2 separate regions of the Homo sapiens genome follow, and region 2 is linked to region 1. A link is a loop called in an ENCODE intact Hi-C map of the cell type or tissue named here. Cell type or tissue: breast epithelium. All regions are shown on one strand. Links, peaks and the distances in the headings refer to the core of each region. The heading gives the core; the rest is flanking DNA.

Region 1 (8,690 bases), core at 322-8,321:
GAGCAACATTTGGGAACCACTGCTCTGGAAAAACCTGAGGACAGAATGGATCTCTCACTAGCTTTTTGCAAAACTCCAGCAAAAGTTGAGTAGGAGATAATGCTGTTTAAAGGGGCTGGAGGTAGTTGAACAGGTTGTTAGTTATTCAGTAAAATGGCTTCCAGGAAGAATATTTGCTTCTCACACTGAAGAAGGGAAGCCAGTTTAGTGCAAACCTCCTGTTATAGGAATTAATCCAGAATGATGTCTGACTTGGGAACCTTCTTAATAGATCATTTCCTCTCCATGGTAATATCAGATACATTTAGACAGCAAAAGGGAATGGCAGTATGCTAGCCCATCATAAGCTGAATAATTGATTTTATTTTGTTACTGTCACTGAAGGTGATAATATTAGCATCTTCAACTAAAAAGAGAGAGGAAAAGAAACTAGTGTCAGGGGCAGCTGAGCTTATATCAGCTTATGGGGAGATAAACAGAAAGCCCAATCAGGCGCTCCAATGGTCAATAAAGAGGAAGTAAATAAGTGTTTAATTCAGGGACAGAAGAAAGCACCAAGACTTGTTGAGATAGCAGAGTCTTCCGCAAATCCCAAACGCCTCTCTTTGTGTTGACAAAACAACACAAAGTGCCTGAAGCAGGACGCTAGGCTTGTTTACAGAGTGAGCCTGTGTGTCCTTGGCTCTCTTGCTTCCACAGCTGGCATTGTGTCTGTACTATTGTCCCATTCACTAAAACCAGAATTGAGGGAACTGAGGTAAGCCATTGCCCAGAGTGTTTCCTCAGTTCTTGAGGAATGTTTACTGAGGTGTGGTGTTTTTCAAAGTCTTTAATAAGTAGTACGCCATGTCCTCCGTACCTTTATTTTTCTAAATGTGTGGGGAGAACACTGTTTTCTGCTCCTTTGCCAGCATTCCAAAACATTTCTTGTTGCTGTGAATTCCATGCCATCTTCTGAAAGTGGACAGCATGACCAGTGCTTTGTACTGCAAGGCTATATTCAGGTTTTCCAAATAAGAGAAACTTGACTTTGTAGACAACCCAAAAACTAAGGCCCATCAATGGTGTAAAATGGAAATCTTGAAAGCAGCAACATGTATAAGAAGAGTACAATTCATTTTTGCCTTCGGGACTGTAGGACAGAAACAAACAAAAAAAATTTTCTTTAATATCTTCTTCATGTCATTTTGATTCATCCTGAAATCAATTGCCATCATTTAGGCAGACCACAAAACATTGTATTAGAAAGCAAATTTTAGGTTTAATGATATAAATATTTGTTTTTCTAATGTAAGCACTGAAACTTTTACTGATTTTACCACTGTGTACTAACCTCTGTTTAAATGTTCTCTTTTTGCAGAATAACTAGCCTAGTATGAAATTTTTACTCTTTGCCTACTAAGAAAATAAGGAAGTGCATTTATTTCATTTGGATGACAAGTAGACTATAAGACATAGGAGGAGAGAAGGAAAACTATTTTATTTTTATCTCTGTAAGTTAAGAGATGGAGGTTTATTAAAAATATGCAGGGAAGACATTTTTCAACTAACCAAAGAGCAGTTTTCAGACTCTACCAAAATGCTCCCCAACTTTGAAGGATATGAGAAATTCTGACCTCTGTGAACCAAGGGTGCCCATGTTTTGAGAAGGACTACTTTGTACTCAGTTTGGAGGTTCCTTTCAGAGCATCTCACACATGCATTTGTGTGTCATACTCCAAAATGGGGTGATATGGTACACTGCAATTTGCATGTTAGTAAGAATTAAAGTCAGAGCTGGACATGATGGCCCACTCCTGTAATCCAGCACTTTGGAAAGCCAAGGGGGGTGGATCACTTGAGTCCAGGAGTTCAAGACCAGCCTGGCCACCATGGCGAAACCCTGTCTCTAATAAAAATACAAAAATTAGCCAGGTGTGGTGGCACATGCTTGTAATCCCAGCTACTCAGGAGGCTGAGGCATGAGAATCATCTAAACCCGGGAGGTGGAAGTTGGAGTGAGCCAAGATCACACCACTGTATTCCAGCCCGGGTGACAGGGAAAGACTTTATCTCAAAAAAAAAAAAAAAAAAAAAATACAGCTGGGAAAAACATGAAAGGGAAGGACACAAACAATTTCTGTAGGAACTATTGTAGTCGAGGGGTTGGAGGCTTCATCAGACCTCGAAGTGTCTTTTTAGAAATCAAAGATTGAGCACTGATTTTTTGAAAGGATCCAATGGAAAGTGGATAATAAATAGCAAATTAAAGAAATTGCCTTAAAACAGGAAGACTGTAACTTTAGATCTTAAATATCAAAATGTGAAAATAAAGAAGAGAATTGTCTGTGATGAAAAAACGTACTTTACAATTTTTCAAAAATTAGAGAATTAGGATAGATACAGAGATTTCAGGAAGGTAGTTTGTTATGTAAAAAGGATGCATTTGGCTGGGCACGGTGGCCCATGCCTGTAATCCCAGAACTTTGGAAGGCTGAGGCAGGCGGATCACAAAGTCAGGAGTTTGAGACCAGCCTGGCCAACATGGTGAAACCCCATCTCTAGTAAAGATACAAAAAATTAGCCAGGTGTGGTGGCGGGCACCTGTAATCCCAGCTACTCAGGAGGCTGAGGCAGGAGAATCGCTTGAACCTGGGAGGCAGAGGTTGCAGTGAGCCAAGATCGCACCATAGCACTCCAGCCTGGGCAATATAGCAAGGCTCCATCTCAAGAAAAAAAAAAAAAAAGAAAGAAAGAAAAAAGAAAAAAGGACACATTCATTAGAAAGGCAAAACATTTTAAATGGCTCTATTTTTTGTAAGAGTTTAAAAATATACTCCTATATTAAATTAGCATCAGCAAGGCCATTTTATCTGTTAGTCACTGGAGACCAGTGTCAATGGATTGTAAGATTTTTAAAGTATTGGCTCCAAACCACAAATGCAAGCTGCAAAATGGAAATTAATAAATGTTTAATTAGCTATCTACAAAAATAACATCAACTAGTCAGCTGCAACTCTACTCTTATAATTGCAATATAAATTATATTTAATGTAGGATATGGGTGGATTTTAATTTGTTTGATATGTTATACATGTGGGGTAGCCAAAAATAAGAGCACAAGGGCTCAAAACAGCCCTGAATAACATCCATATGATCAAAATGGAAATCTGTGTTTTCCTAGAGACACTGGAAGTTAAATAATAAAAAGTAGGAGAATTGGAAATGTCAGTGTTAAGTACCAAAGCAGCAGGCAGGCCTGGGAGAAAATACTGCTACTCTCTTACCCTCAGAACAACCAATGCTGGCTGAAATCTTCACCTCCATTCATCCAGATGAAGGCACTGTTGTATATATCTCTTGATATCTCTTTCTTTTCTTTTTTTTTTTTTTTTTTGCTTTTAAAAGCATGTTTTCTCTAAAATAGGTAAATATGCCATTAACATTTCATTGTGAATCCAGTTAGAAAGTCAATTAGCTACTATTCCCTGAGAGGTGATATCCCAAGGGTGGGTTGAGTGGTGGGGAGTGGGTGTGAATTTTAAATGTGAAGAAAGACCTAGTTCAGAGCAAGACAGGACTGACAGGGATGTAATAATTAGGAATGACTAGGATATGAATATATTACGTGGACAAGTTTAATTTGGGACTAACCCTGGATTTAGGTATCTTCACCTGATCTTCCTGACTAAAGAAAAATGATCCACTTTTTATTAACCACTTATCACCCAACAAATATTGTGATACATCAGCTGATACCCTACCAACATAATCTACATTCAAGGGACATGATGGAGAAAGGCCAAAATGCTTTCCTTAAAGGACTTTCTTCTCTCCGTTGCCCTTCTCTCTCCACCTCTGTATTAGTGCATTTTTCCACTGCTGATAAAGACATATCTGAGACTGGGTAATCTTAAAGAACCAGAGGTTTAAGGGACTCACAGTACCATGAGGCTCGGGAGGTCTCACAATCATGGCGGAAGAGCAAGGGAAGTCTTACATGGCAGCAGGCAAGAGAGAGCTTGTGCAGGGAAACTCCCCTTTATAAAACCATCAGATCTCATAAGACTTATTCACTATCACGAGAACAGCATGGGAAAGACCTGCCCCCATGATTCAATTACTTCCCACTGGGTCCCTTGCATGACACATGGGAATTGTGGGAGCTACAATTCAGGATGAGATTTGGGTGGGGACACAGCAAACCATATCAGCCACTCCACATAAACAGTTAATCTTTAGAAATTAAGCCAAAAGTTATGTAACTTGCTGGATCAGGAGCTGTAAAGCCAGCTAGAACCTTGCAATGTTAAATCATACAGACTACCATGAAACAAATCATTTTTAGGTTTTTATTCATTATTCATGGAGTTGCTTCTGAACCTCTTAACCAAGACAGAAAAAAAAATTAACCTAGGAGGTAAAGTAGGAATTAAAAGAGCCATGTATACAAAGCAGAGGTATGGGATACAGGGAAGAAAGCTGCTTAATTAACTTAACAAAATTAATTTTGATATACCAATAACTCCTTGTGTTTGACTCTTTACATAACTGTCCTCAACATGAAACTGCTCTGTTGATCTGAAAAGAAATCAAGATTGAGGTTGACAGGCATTTTAAATTTATTTTTCATTCTTGACTTTGAAAAGTTGATTACTTGGACAAGCTTTCTCCTGTCACCCTTAAGTTTTCAGAAGCAGTTCTTCAATTAAACTTTATTCATAAAAACCCCAAACCTGTCATTTCTCTTGGATGAATGAAGCTTTACGGTTTTCACTGGGAGAACACAGGGAAAATATTATTTTTTATATATAGTTTATGAAAATTTACTTAGTTTTAAATAAAATGAATACCTACCTGTTATAAACAAGTCAAATGGCATAGAAGGGAAAAGTGAAAATAAAAGTTTCCCTGCCCCCAGTTTCTTCATCTTTTTAATCCTACCCCCTAAATGTACACAATTATTTCTTATGTTCTGTACCTTTATTTTCCATTGTTAAAGTGACAACAGAGACTTCTGCTTCTGATAAAGGAGGAATGCAGCCATACCCTATATAGATTAGTACAGAGGTTTTTCTTTCATACCCAATACTTTTTCTCTGAGTTGCATTTTTCTCCAGATGCTGAGGTACATCCTGTAACATGCAGTGTTTGTCTATAGGTAACATAGTCATCTCTTTTGACTTAGCAACTGGGAATCAATCCCACAGGAATCCTGACATCTTTGCAAAAGATATGTGCAAGACAGTGGGGCATTATCCAAAACACTGAAATTTTGGAAGCAACCTTGAATGTCCTACAATAGGTACAAGGCACATCTTCACTAAGCAGTCATGAAAATGATGAGATAAATTTATATGTGCTGACAGGGAAATATATTTTGATGAAAAACCAAGGAAAAAAAATCTATTAAACGCCAAAAGCAAATTACTGAATGTATTGTATGATTACACACATATACAACACACACATGCAAAATGAACCTATTTTATTATTGTTATTCCCAAACTTTTCTATGCATTTACATACATATGTAACATAAATACCGCATATATTATGAAATGAATACCAGAAGATAAAGGTAGTTAATCTTAGTACTAGGAAGGGTTGTTATATATATATTACACTCTTCTGATGAACCTGAGAGTGGCTTTCTTTTGTCCTCTAAGATTCATGAGGGCAGGGATTTTTATGTCTTTTTATTCACTGCTGATCCTTGCATCTGGAACATGGTGGGCTCTCAATCAAAATGTGTTGAATGAATGAGCAATCTTGTTCCTCCCACATTAGAAAAACTGTATATGTTAATACTTGATAGATTAGGCCCAAAACAAAGAGGAAAAAAATAGGACTCTAGCTATAAAAAGAAATTTTATTTAAAAAATTCTATACAAAGAAATTTAAAGAGGTCAGAATGGTGACGAGATGGAGGGACCAACCTGCAGGGAGAGGAGGAGGAGGAGGAGGAGGGGAAACCTAGGGGAGAGACTGTTCAGAGGAGGAGAGCAGAGAGCTGGTATGCAGCACCCTCCTTTCTGGGTCTAAGCTCCATTTTCCAAAGGGAAGACTTTCTATTAATAGGTTCTGAGTTCACATTCTTACAATACTAAGAATAGCAAAAAAGAGAATGCCATAGTATTAGCAACTAGATTTAGAAAGATGACTTTGACTTTGCAGGACAATTTCAATATTGACAAAAAAACACGAAACAAAAACAAACAGTGGCCCCGAGAACCATGGTTTATATTTATATATGATCATTGATTCCAGCTGTTAGTGATCACTTCCTTCTTCCTCTTTTAATGCCAGATGACTATCTTTCGTTTTTGAGGAAAGGACCTATGGCTGAATTATAATTGAAGAATTTATGACTTAAATTGGTTTAATTAAAATATATAGAAAGGGGCAGATATATATATGAATGAAACTCACCATAATATATTTCTGTTTTCTCTAATGGTTATTGATTTAAAGTTTAATCTATTATTTATGAACAGATTCAACGTTCATCATTCGTGAGGCATGAGGCTTCTCATAAGTCACTCTGTACTATGACTAATTAAACTTATAGAGTAGAAATCCATATTTGTGTGATCTCTTAGGGCTCTTTGGAGTTACTTAGTTAATGATTGCTTAACTTTTTGAATCATAAGTTTTTATTCTCAGTAAACTCAGAGGTACAGGGCCTATGTGACACCAAATAGTCTCACAAAGCCACACAGTATTAAAGAATAAAAAGCTTACACTTTATAAAGACTAGCTACATTTAGTTATATTTAGCTACTAAGATATACAAAAACTAAAGAAACAATATATTAGACATAGATTCTCTATGACTAAATGGAGTATATGTTCCATTTACCTGGGACAGTTGCTACCGACTCCCATTGTCCTGGCACAGTTCTTAAAAGAGCCCCCTTCGGAGTCTGTCCAAGTTTGAAAATAAGTTATATGGTTACCCTGTACTAAGGAAAGAAAATGGTTGGCCTTAGGCCAAGTTTCTGTCTTTTCTTCGTGTTAGTCAATTTCCATTTCATATCAAATTCTCAGAAGCCAGAATTCCAGGAGAATGATTGAAAGGATATCTGAACCTCCCTTAGGATATTGAGGAACACACACTAATTTGGACTACAACAAGGTCCCAGCTGTGATACGGCAAAAACTCTCAGAACTCTTTGAGGTTGCACTTCTGTAGAAGAGACAGTTGCTTGCTGTTTGGGTTTCATATTGAAATAAGACAGTATGTGCTTCTCTCTCTGCCTCCCTTAAGCTCCCCTCATTAGGACAAACAGCATTATAACAAGGAAGCTGCTGTTTTGCTCCCTACAAATCTTAATGGATAAACTAAAATTCCAGTGCAGTGTAATAATTTGAGCTTTTTCTTGAGATAGCTTTTGATGTCCACAACAAAATTGACCCAATACTTTGATAAATGTAGAGTCTAAAAAACTTCAGTCCTATGTAGCTTTCAGCTTATCCCTCTAGTATTTCTTGTTCTATCACTGAATGAGCTCACTTATCTGATATTCTTAAGAACCTCTTGACATTCCCAGGCTTTTCTTCTATTTTGTAATCATTTTCTAGTTCCAATTTGTTATTTTTATGTTATTAATTAAAACACTTCAATTAAGTCAGGGGCATCTATTTAAAGGCAAGAAGGAAGTTAACTGAATTGGAATGCACCATAAATAATAGCTTTGCATTTTTAAAGAGTGGTGGTAGTAGTGATGGATACTTTTTTGGATTTTTACATTTTACTTTGTCTGCTTAAGCTATGGCTATTATCATGGCTCTCTGATACAGTGTGCTGGGAAGCAATCTCTTCCTTTTCACAAGCATCAGTAAGCAGCTATTTTGTACAAATATTTAGACATTCTTTGAGTTAAAATGGCATTGTTGTATTAATACCCTTGTAGAATGTTAATCTTGGTATTTTAGATTTCAATCATAATTTGTTAAAAAAAATTAACTCCTACTTTATTTCCCTTTACAAATATGTTCTGCATTTATTTGATTACAAGTGTCTTCATGTATAATTCTGACTTCAAATGGACCAAATTCTCCCCTGCCCACATTCTTCCTGGCTATTGGAAGCATCTTGCCTCTGCAGCCTTTGTATGGTCATGTTTGATAATCTCACCTCTACAGCGAGCCTGGCTGCTGGCCATCTGTGCCTGAGCTTCCCCTTCTGTGTGGCCCTTCTGTTCTCTTCCCTCCACTGATCCTAAACTCATAGGTGAATATGACAGTTTGATATCCCTCCTCAAAGCTGTAATAACAAGGTGCCCAAATATGACCCAGCTTGAATAACAACACTTTGTTTTAATGTGAGGTCTTCTCAGAAGAGCTTCCCATACATCCTTGTACTGGTTAATTACCCCACAGAAGCCAGTCTAATAGGGAAGGAGAGATGGTGACAGCTTAGCAACAACGGTCATAGCCCTGCCCTTAGGGGAGCTGTTGTGTAGAAATGTCCTCTCAGTCCAGATCTTGAGGCACAATTCCCAGGCTTCTGTCTTCATTTTGGTATTGCTGATTTCTTTTGTCTTTAATTTGAAACTGGAACCTTAAGCCCTGGCTATATTCTCAAATTCTACACTGGACTGACAATAAGTCTACAAACTGCCCCCAGCCATCTCCTCAGACTCAAAACCTTACTGCCTTATCCACACTGGCCTGCTATTACAGACCTCTGATTTCCATTTATATTC
Region 2 (8,690 bases), core at 215-8,214, 98 kb before region 1:
GGAGGTGAAAGATCTTTACACCAAGAAGAACAAAGCACTGCTAGAAGAAATAACTTATGTCAAATAAATGGAAAAATATTCCATGCTCATGGATTGAAAGAATCAACATAATGTAAATGGTTATTCTGCCCAAAGCAATCTATAGATTCAACTCTATTCCTGTCAACCTACCAATGTAATTTTTCATAAAACTAGAAAAAAAAACTATTCTAAAATTTATATGGAGCCAAAAAAGAGCCCAAATAGCCAAAGCAGCCCTAAGCAAAAAGAACAAAGCCAGAGGCATCACATTACCGGTTTCAAACTATACTATAAAGCTACAGTAACAGACCCATAGATCAACGGAACAGAAAAGAGAACCTAGAAATAAAGTCACACACCTGCAGCTATCTAATCTTTGACAAAATAAACAAAAACAAAAACAATAGGGAAAGGACTCCCTATTCAATCAACGATGCTGGGATAGCTGACTAGTCATATGCTGAAGAATGAAACTGGACTCCTACCTTTCACCATATACAAAAAGCTGCTCAAAATGAATTAAACATTTCATTGTAAGACCTCAAACTGTAAGAATCCTAGAAGAAAACCTAAGAAACATCAGTCTGGGCATTGGCCTTGGGAAAGAATGTATGATTAAGTCCTCCACAGCAATTACACAAAAATGAAAATTGACAAGTGGAACCTAATTAGACTAAAGAGCTTCTGCACAGCAAAAGTAACCATCAACAGAGTAAACAAGCAACTTACAGAATGGGAGAAAATATTCACAAACTATGCTTCCAGTGAAGACCTAGTGTCCAGAATCTGTAAGAAACTAAACAGTTGAATAAGCAAAAAATAAATAACCCCATAAAAATGTTTAAAAGACATAGACATTTCTCAAAAGAAGACATACAAGCAGCCAACAAACATATGAAAAAATGTTTCATATCATTAATCATCAGAAAAATGCAAATCAAAACCACAATGGATACTATCTCACACCAGTCAAAATGGCTGTTAATAAAAAGCCTAAAAAAACAACAGATGCTGGCAAGGCTGCAGAGAAAGGGAACACTTATACACTGTTGGTGGGAACGTAAATTAGTTCAGCAACTGTGTAAAGCAGTTTAGAGATTTCTCAAAGAAATTAAAACAGAACTACCATATGACCGAGCAATCGCATTACTGGATATACGTGTCCACAAGAAAATAAATCATTCTACCAAAAAGACAGATGCACTCGCATGTTGATTGCAACACTATTCACAATAGCAAAGACATGGAATCAGCCTAAGTGCCCATCAGTGGTGGCTGGGATAAAGAAAATGTGGTACATATTCACCATAGAATACTATGCAGCCATAAAAAAGAACAAAATCATGTCCTTTGTGGCAGCATGGATGCAGCTGGAGGTCATTATCCCAAATGAATTGATGCAGGAATAGAATACCAAATACTGCCTCTTCTCAGTTACAAGTGGGAGCTAAATATTGGTTACTCATGAACATAAAGATGGCAACAACAGAAACTGGGGACTACTGGGGTGGCAGAGAAGCAGTGAAAAACTAACTATTGGGTATTATGCTGAGTACCTGGGTGATGGGATCATTTGTACCTCAAACCTCAGCATCACACAATATATCAAGTAGCTAACCTGCACATACCCTCCCTGAATTTAAAATAAAAGTTGAAAAGAAAATTTAATTAAATCTCAATTACAATATTAAGAAAATACATTACCAAAAAATACATACAATATGATACCATTTGTGTAAAATATGAAAACATGCCAAGCAGTGTTGGACATTGTGCTATAATAATGTTATAACAATGTAAACATGCATGAGAAAAATAAATAATCAAATTCAGGTTGGTGATTATCTTGCAGAAGTTAGAGAGGGAGGAAGGAAAACATAAGACATGAGAGAGGTAGAGAGGGAACCCCAATCATATTTGTAATAAGTATTGCTTTAAAGAAAACCCTAAAAGTTGAAGCAAGTATGGCAAACTGGTAGAACTTGATAGAGCTGGGTAGCTGGGTCTTGGTTCCAGATACTTAATTGTCACATATTTGAAATATTCCTTTTCTTTCTTTCTTTCTTTTTTTTTAATTGAGACCGAGTTTCACTCTTGTCGCCCAGGCTGGAGTGCAGTGGTGTGATTTTGGCTCACTGCAACCTCTGCTTCCCAACTTCAAGTGATTCTCCTGCCTCAGCCTCCCGAGTAGCTGGCATTATAGGCATGCACCACCATGGCCGGCTAATTTTTGTATTTTTAGTAGAGATGGGATTTCACCACATTGGTCAGCCTGGTCTCAAACTCCTAACCTCAGGTGATCTGCCTACCTCACCCTCCAGAAGCGCTGGCATGAGGCACCGCACCCAGCCTGAAATATTTCTTGATAACCAAAGTAAGGGCATTAAAAACACAAGAAATCAGAAACCATCTTTTTAAAAACAGGTTTGGGAAAGTGTTTTATATAGGGTGGAGTTGGATTAAAAGATCCAATTTGCTGCTTCAAACTCTGGGACCCTCATTTAAGGAAATGATGTCCTTTTCTTAATATCAGTCTCCTGGCTAGTTCAGGCCCATTTTCCCTGACCATATGAATTTTTCCAAATGGGATCTTTCAGCAGTATGCTTTTCAGCAATAAGGATACAGGGGTTTTATGGGATCAGAATCTTTAGACAGTATGATCATTAAGAGAAGGTTAAACTGAAAAGTCAGAAGAAGAGAAAAATTTCACAGAATTCAAATGTAAGATTAGACATATGTTAAGGAACAAACAAGCCACATATATACATCTTATGTGATTGGGGGGAAATGTTTGTATTGCTTTTTTAGCTGTTTCTGGAAGACTCTTAAAAGTCCTCTTTATAGTCTCATTTGAGCATTTTGTTTTCTTCTTTTCTGGGCATGGTTAACAAATTAAAGAGCCTATTTCCTTTCCACAGCTGTGCGTCATTGCCTTAGGGACTATTATGGGAACGGATTCTAAAGGAGTTACTTCTGCTGTCCAGCAGCAAGAGCTCTTAATATAAACAAGGCTGTAAGCTACCCACATATTGAACAGATGTCTGCGAGCATTCCTGCTGGCTACTCTGTCCTGTGGGATGTCCACTGTGTATTCCCTGATAGCAGACCCCTGACCTATGAAGTAATGTTGCCCTGAAGACACTGGATGCAAAGACAGGTCTGAAGTAAATTCAGTGAATTTGCTTCCTTACGCAGCCCTTAGAAAGTGATGGCTGCAGTATCTGGGAGTTGTGGGAGATTGGATTGTATTTTATATCTATAGATATTTGTTAATTTTTACTATTTTCATGAAAATGAGAAACTCTAAAACTAAGGCATTTTGGAAAGCTAATATTTTCCAGTAGGGATAAATACATATTTTAAAGTTCCAAATGATTAAATGGCTTAGATGGGTGCATTTTACCAAAGGCCTATTCATAAAATGAGAATTGGATTAAGATTGTTTAAAATTAATGCAATAATGAAGCTGATGCTGACTTTCTTTCTAATGTACTAAAATAACCAGTCTGACTTCAAATATCTGTATTTATTTTATTTGCTAGACATCCTCACCTTATTAAAAAGGAATTTTCTTAGCAAGACTTATTTGGAGAATTGAGCAAGTGAGATTTTAGGAAATGGGACAAGAGCTAGAGCAAGATAATGTTCTAGAATATGCAAAGACAAAGGGAACTATGCAGGTGCTTCGATTATCTGAGATGTTTCCAGCCTGCTGAGAATGGACCTGATTGTATACCAAAGTCAGGCTTTCATTCTAACTGACTTTGGGCAATGAAAGTATGTTAGTAAATGGCTTTGGCATATGGTCATCTCAGGCTGAGATCACTGATCTCACAGTCCTGAACTTTTAGAGTTGAAGGAGTTTTTAATATTGATAAGGAACTGTGGCCCACGCAGGACCACACATCATGATGGTGTAAGTATCATTTAACCTTATCTTTACCTTTAATTTTTGCGTTCTAAAGGTACTTGATTGTTATAAAAGTCTAAAAATATTATTTACATATATACATACACATATATACATATAAATGTATATATTTAAACAATATATAAATGTATGTATTTATATATTTAAACATATGTATATAAACACTACTCATGAACAGATTTTGACAAAAAAGAAGAAAAAATCAAACTTGAATCCAACCAAGACTCTAGATCTTATTAATAATTTATGATAAATTTAAGGGAAAGAAAAATATGTCAGATTACATCATGAGGTTGCAATCAGCAAAATTTAGACAGTGCAAACTCTACTGGTTAAGGAGTTGTGTTTCTTCCACACACAAACATAGTTATGAAAAGGGAAGCTTTAAATGAAAAGAAATGTAACAGACCTACCAATCTAATGTCAATCTTAATTATAAAACTGTGGAGAGGGGTGTGTGTGTATGAAACAAACAGGTAAATATAAACAATAATTCATTTTTTATGCTATTAAGTAACCATTGTTAAAATTATTTTCTTTTTTAAAAAAATTATTTCAGTTTTTTGAGATATAATTGGCAAGTAAATTTGTATAAGTTTAAGATATACAACATGATGATTTGATATTATATATTGTCAAATGGTTACCACAATCAACACATCTATCACCTCACCTAGTTACCATTGTGTGTGTGTTTGTGTGTGTGTGTGTGTGTGTGTGTGTGTGTGGTGAGAACATTAAAAATCTATTTGCTCAGCAGATTTCAAGTATACAATATGGAATTTTCAACTATGGTAATATTAAAAGTTTCTTGGTATAATAATGACATTATAGCTTTTTGAGGGAGTTCTTATCTTTAAGAGATACAAACTATAATATTTACACATAAAATGATAGATGGCTGAGATCTACTTCAAAATATTCTGACTGGCATGGGGTAGCGTGGATGGGGTATAGATAAAACAAAACTGAACATTTTGATAATTATTGAAAGTGAGTAATAGACTCACTGGGTTCCTTAAACTAGTCTTTCAACATGTGTGTTATATTTGAAAATTTCCATAATAAAAAGTTAGAAAAATTTACTGAACACTAAGCTAAAATTCCCATGAAGGCCAGAATTGCGTCTATCTTATTTACCCTTTCATCCCTAGAACATAGCATAGTAGATATATATAATAGCATCTCAATGTAGTCAGAATTTATTAACCAACAATATTTGATATTTTATACTTGAATCTAAAGAGTTTCATTTGCCTTCATGAGGCCTCTGAGAAGTAGGATTCACTATACCTTAAGAAGTAGTGGAAGAACAGGGCTCAAAGAATAAACTCAGTCTATGTGCTGTATTAATTTATTTATGCCCCTAACATTTCTTGATTTAAGTGATCCTTTCAATCTGAGTCTGTCATATACCCTATTACAGAGGTCTTCCAAAAACTCTTCTAGAGTTATTTTAAGGTCTAAGGTCTACTTTATCCTAACTTCCAAAATTCCCAGCAAGTTAATTGATATGTTTTGGTTCTGTGTCCCCACCCAAATCTCATCTTGAATTACAATCCCCACGTGTTGGTGGAGGAGCCTGGTGGGAGGTGATTGAATCATGGGAGTGGACATCCCCCCTTGCTGATCTAGTGTTAGTGAGTTCTCATGAGATCTGGTTGTTTGAAAGTGTGTGGCACATGCGCCCTCACTCTCTCTCTCTGGCTCTGCCATGGTAAGACGTGCTTGCTTCTCTTTCACCTTCCAACATGATTGTTAACTTTCCTGAGGCCTCCCAGTCATGCGTCCTGTTGAGCCTGTGGAACTGAGCCGATTAAACCACTTTCCTTCCTAACTTACCCAGTCTCAGGTAGTTCTTTACAGGAGTGTGAGAACAGACTAATACATTAATTGAATAAACTTTTGTTTAGAAATTCAGTATAAAAGATATTCTGCCCTGTGATTGGGGTAAAGCAAAGGAAATATTTAGTCCTCGAGAAGCTAACTTCTATGGTGTGGATTAGGAGCCTACTCTCTATATAGAAACTGACCCTAACATGTTTAGGAGTTGCTTTGCTCATGAGCTATGAGGGACGTTATTTTTTTTCTTCTTCATCTTACTGTCTTGAAACAAAGTCAGAGCAGCTGAACTATAGTGGGGTTATTGGTTATTTGAGTCAGCTGCTGCACTCACATGCTATTACTCTAAGCTATGAGCCCCGATATGATTGAAGGGAGAGTTTTTGTCACTGATGTCATCCTGGCTTTGGTTGTGGAGCTTTCTTTAAAATTTCACTTTGCGTGATAGGCATACTTAATCCTATGCAAAGATAAATCTAAATAGTGCTGGATAGTGAACATACATTATCATTTTTTGGCGTCTTTTTGTTGGTGGTGGTTTTTGTTTTGTTTTGACCACTGTCTAAGGCAGAAATCTAGTCCAAATTATGACAGACTTCTGACTCATCATTTGGAAAATGGCCTTCCATTTGCCAAAGGTTTATTCAGATGTTTTTATTGTATTATGATTATTATTTCTACTTTTTTTCCCTAGAATCTGAAGTTTTTAAGATTAAACCTACAAAATAGAAGGTTATCCTTTAACTATTAAAAAGGGAAAAAATAAAAACCCCAAGAATGTGATTATAATTTAGACTAGCCATGAGAATTAATGACTCCAACCCACACTCAACACAAAATTTTATTAGTCTACAGTTTGTACTGTATGCTCTTACATTTCAGTCCGTCATGCCCTAAAAATGTGCTTTTCCACTTGGATAAATAATTGAAAATCACCCAATGTCTAAGGCTAGTTTGCTTCTGATTTCCACTGTGAGGCTATACAACTTTTGGGAACATGTGATCAGTGCCGAACAAGGGCAAAAGTTTACCAACTATAGCTCCTTTAGTGTGAGTGTTGGTGTTTGGGCTCTGTTTCCCACAGAGAATTTTATCCTTAAATGGAGTGTGTCTATTTTTTATTTTACAAGTCCAAGTAACAATTTCATTTTAGTCAACAGCACAATTTTTTATATATATTTTACTGGTTCTGAGTGTTACTTTTGAGCAGACTTTCACATGAATTCACAAAAGTTAATATATTAAAAATAAAACACATATAATAAAAAATAGGCAAAGATGTTCAGAATCATGATATAGGGATGTTCCAGTTGGTTCTATCACTGGGTACACTAGCTATTTAACAATTCACTACCAGATACCAGTTCTCCTCCTTGTTCCCATACAATTCACCAAAATCAAAGACTTCTACACACACACAAACACACACACACACACAGACACACACACAACAAACCTTCTTTTAAAGCCATATCCATTAGAAAGCCCAAATGTGTCATGATCAGCTAATTTCATTGATCAAGTCCAGCCCATTAGGAGGAAACAGGCAATATCTTTGCATGTCTATTTTAAACTTAATAAAAATACAAATTTCACTGAAAGCACTAAAGTGCAATATCTTGGGGTATGTAAAGAACAGGCAGGGCATGGGCCCCATAAACACCACCTGCTCTTCTCCAGAGCTGCTGTGATAAGGAGATCCTAGCTACAGGCTGTCAGTCTGGAAACTTTTTTTCGGTGAACACTTCGGTGTGCCAGTTCCTGGCCAGCAAATGTCAGTTGCTGAGTCAAACCTGAGGCATGCAGAGAAGGCCATCTTCTTAAGTGCCGGTACTGGGCACCTCTGACAAGAATGGCTTGGGCATCTAAGCATCTCAGGGTCTTCCTTCAATTCTACTGATGATTGAAATATATTTTGATCCCTTTGTAGGTTTAGTTTATTTACTTTTCAAGATCAATATTTTTCCCCAGCAAACTGATAGACATGATCTTTTAACATAAAAGTAAATTTCACTTTTTAAAGATACTATTGATAAATTACTAGATTTTTTGAGACAGATGTAAATGGAGATTTTCCAGCTCCAGCAGCAGGCTTAAGGAAAAGTAAAACTATGGTACATAAGGAATATACAATTGTGAACAAAAATTGAAGTATACTTAAGGATGATAAAAAAGTTTACTAGTATATATTTACAAAGTTGATAATGTCTAATTAACAAATGCAGTATTCAAAATTCAAAGACAGAAAGTAATAAACTATGACACAAATGAAGCATTGTAGTAAAAACTAGCAAGTTTAAAACTGAGATTAGCTTAGCTGATACAGGACGGTCTTTGACCAATCCTGCTGATACGCAGGAAAGGACATAACCTCAGCAGCCCCATAGCCTGGACTTTCATTCATTGCCATTAAGAATAACATGAATGTTTTAGTGATCTGTGGCCACTGAAAATCTAACAGTTCCCTCTGGCTCTCAGGGTAGACAATCTGGATCTGCTAATACTTCCACTGATAACTGACTGTATGTCTCTTCCCAAAAGAAAAAAAATGGATTTGAGTATTTCAATGGGCAGAGTTTCAGTATCTGGCCATCTCTTTAGCCTCTGGAAAGTTTACAGATAGCCACTTTGGGTGAGCTCTCCATGTTGAGTTGGTTCAACTGGGCCCTGTAAGACAGAATCACATGGGTCAAAACTCAGTAGATTATAACTAAGAAACCACTCTTTGAAGGTACAGAGGTATGGCTAGACTTCTGAAGCTTTTTAGAAGAATGTATTGTAAATTGCAAACTACATAGGAGTATGGGCTATCTGGCACAAGAAAAATAGAAAAATATTTTATTATGTAGATACCCACAAAGGCCATCATCATGTACTTATGAATAAAATCTTTTA

Evidence for each region. A loop is a pair of places that touch in the nucleus more often than their neighbours do. Peaks named below come from ENCODE experiments on the same cell type or tissue, not always from the same donor. Only the 100,000 strongest peaks of a DNase experiment are listed, where the experiment ranks them.
Region 2: it touches region 1 in a loop (10-fold over the local background); 2 of 110 quality-filtered maps call a loop at or near these places.

What each region holds. Positions count from the first base shown.
Region 1 is chr6:132,099,086-132,107,775 of GRCh38, reverse strand. It overlaps CCN2-AS1 (CCN2 antisense RNA 1), which reads right to left. Exons shown (of 3, transcript NR_187596.1): 3 at 5,451-8,690. Among named protein-coding and RNA genes, the nearest start is that of MIR548AJ1, 12 kb to the left of the region's middle. In breast epithelium, for the core only: no CTCF peak of the experiment used is centred there; no DNase peak of the experiment used is centred there.
Region 2 is chr6:132,197,116-132,205,805 of GRCh38, reverse strand. No RefSeq gene overlaps it. Among named protein-coding and RNA genes, the nearest start is that of LINC01013, 69 kb to the right of the region's middle. In breast epithelium, for the core only: no CTCF peak of the experiment used is centred there; no DNase peak of the experiment used is centred there; H3K27ac peaks cover 2,321 bases.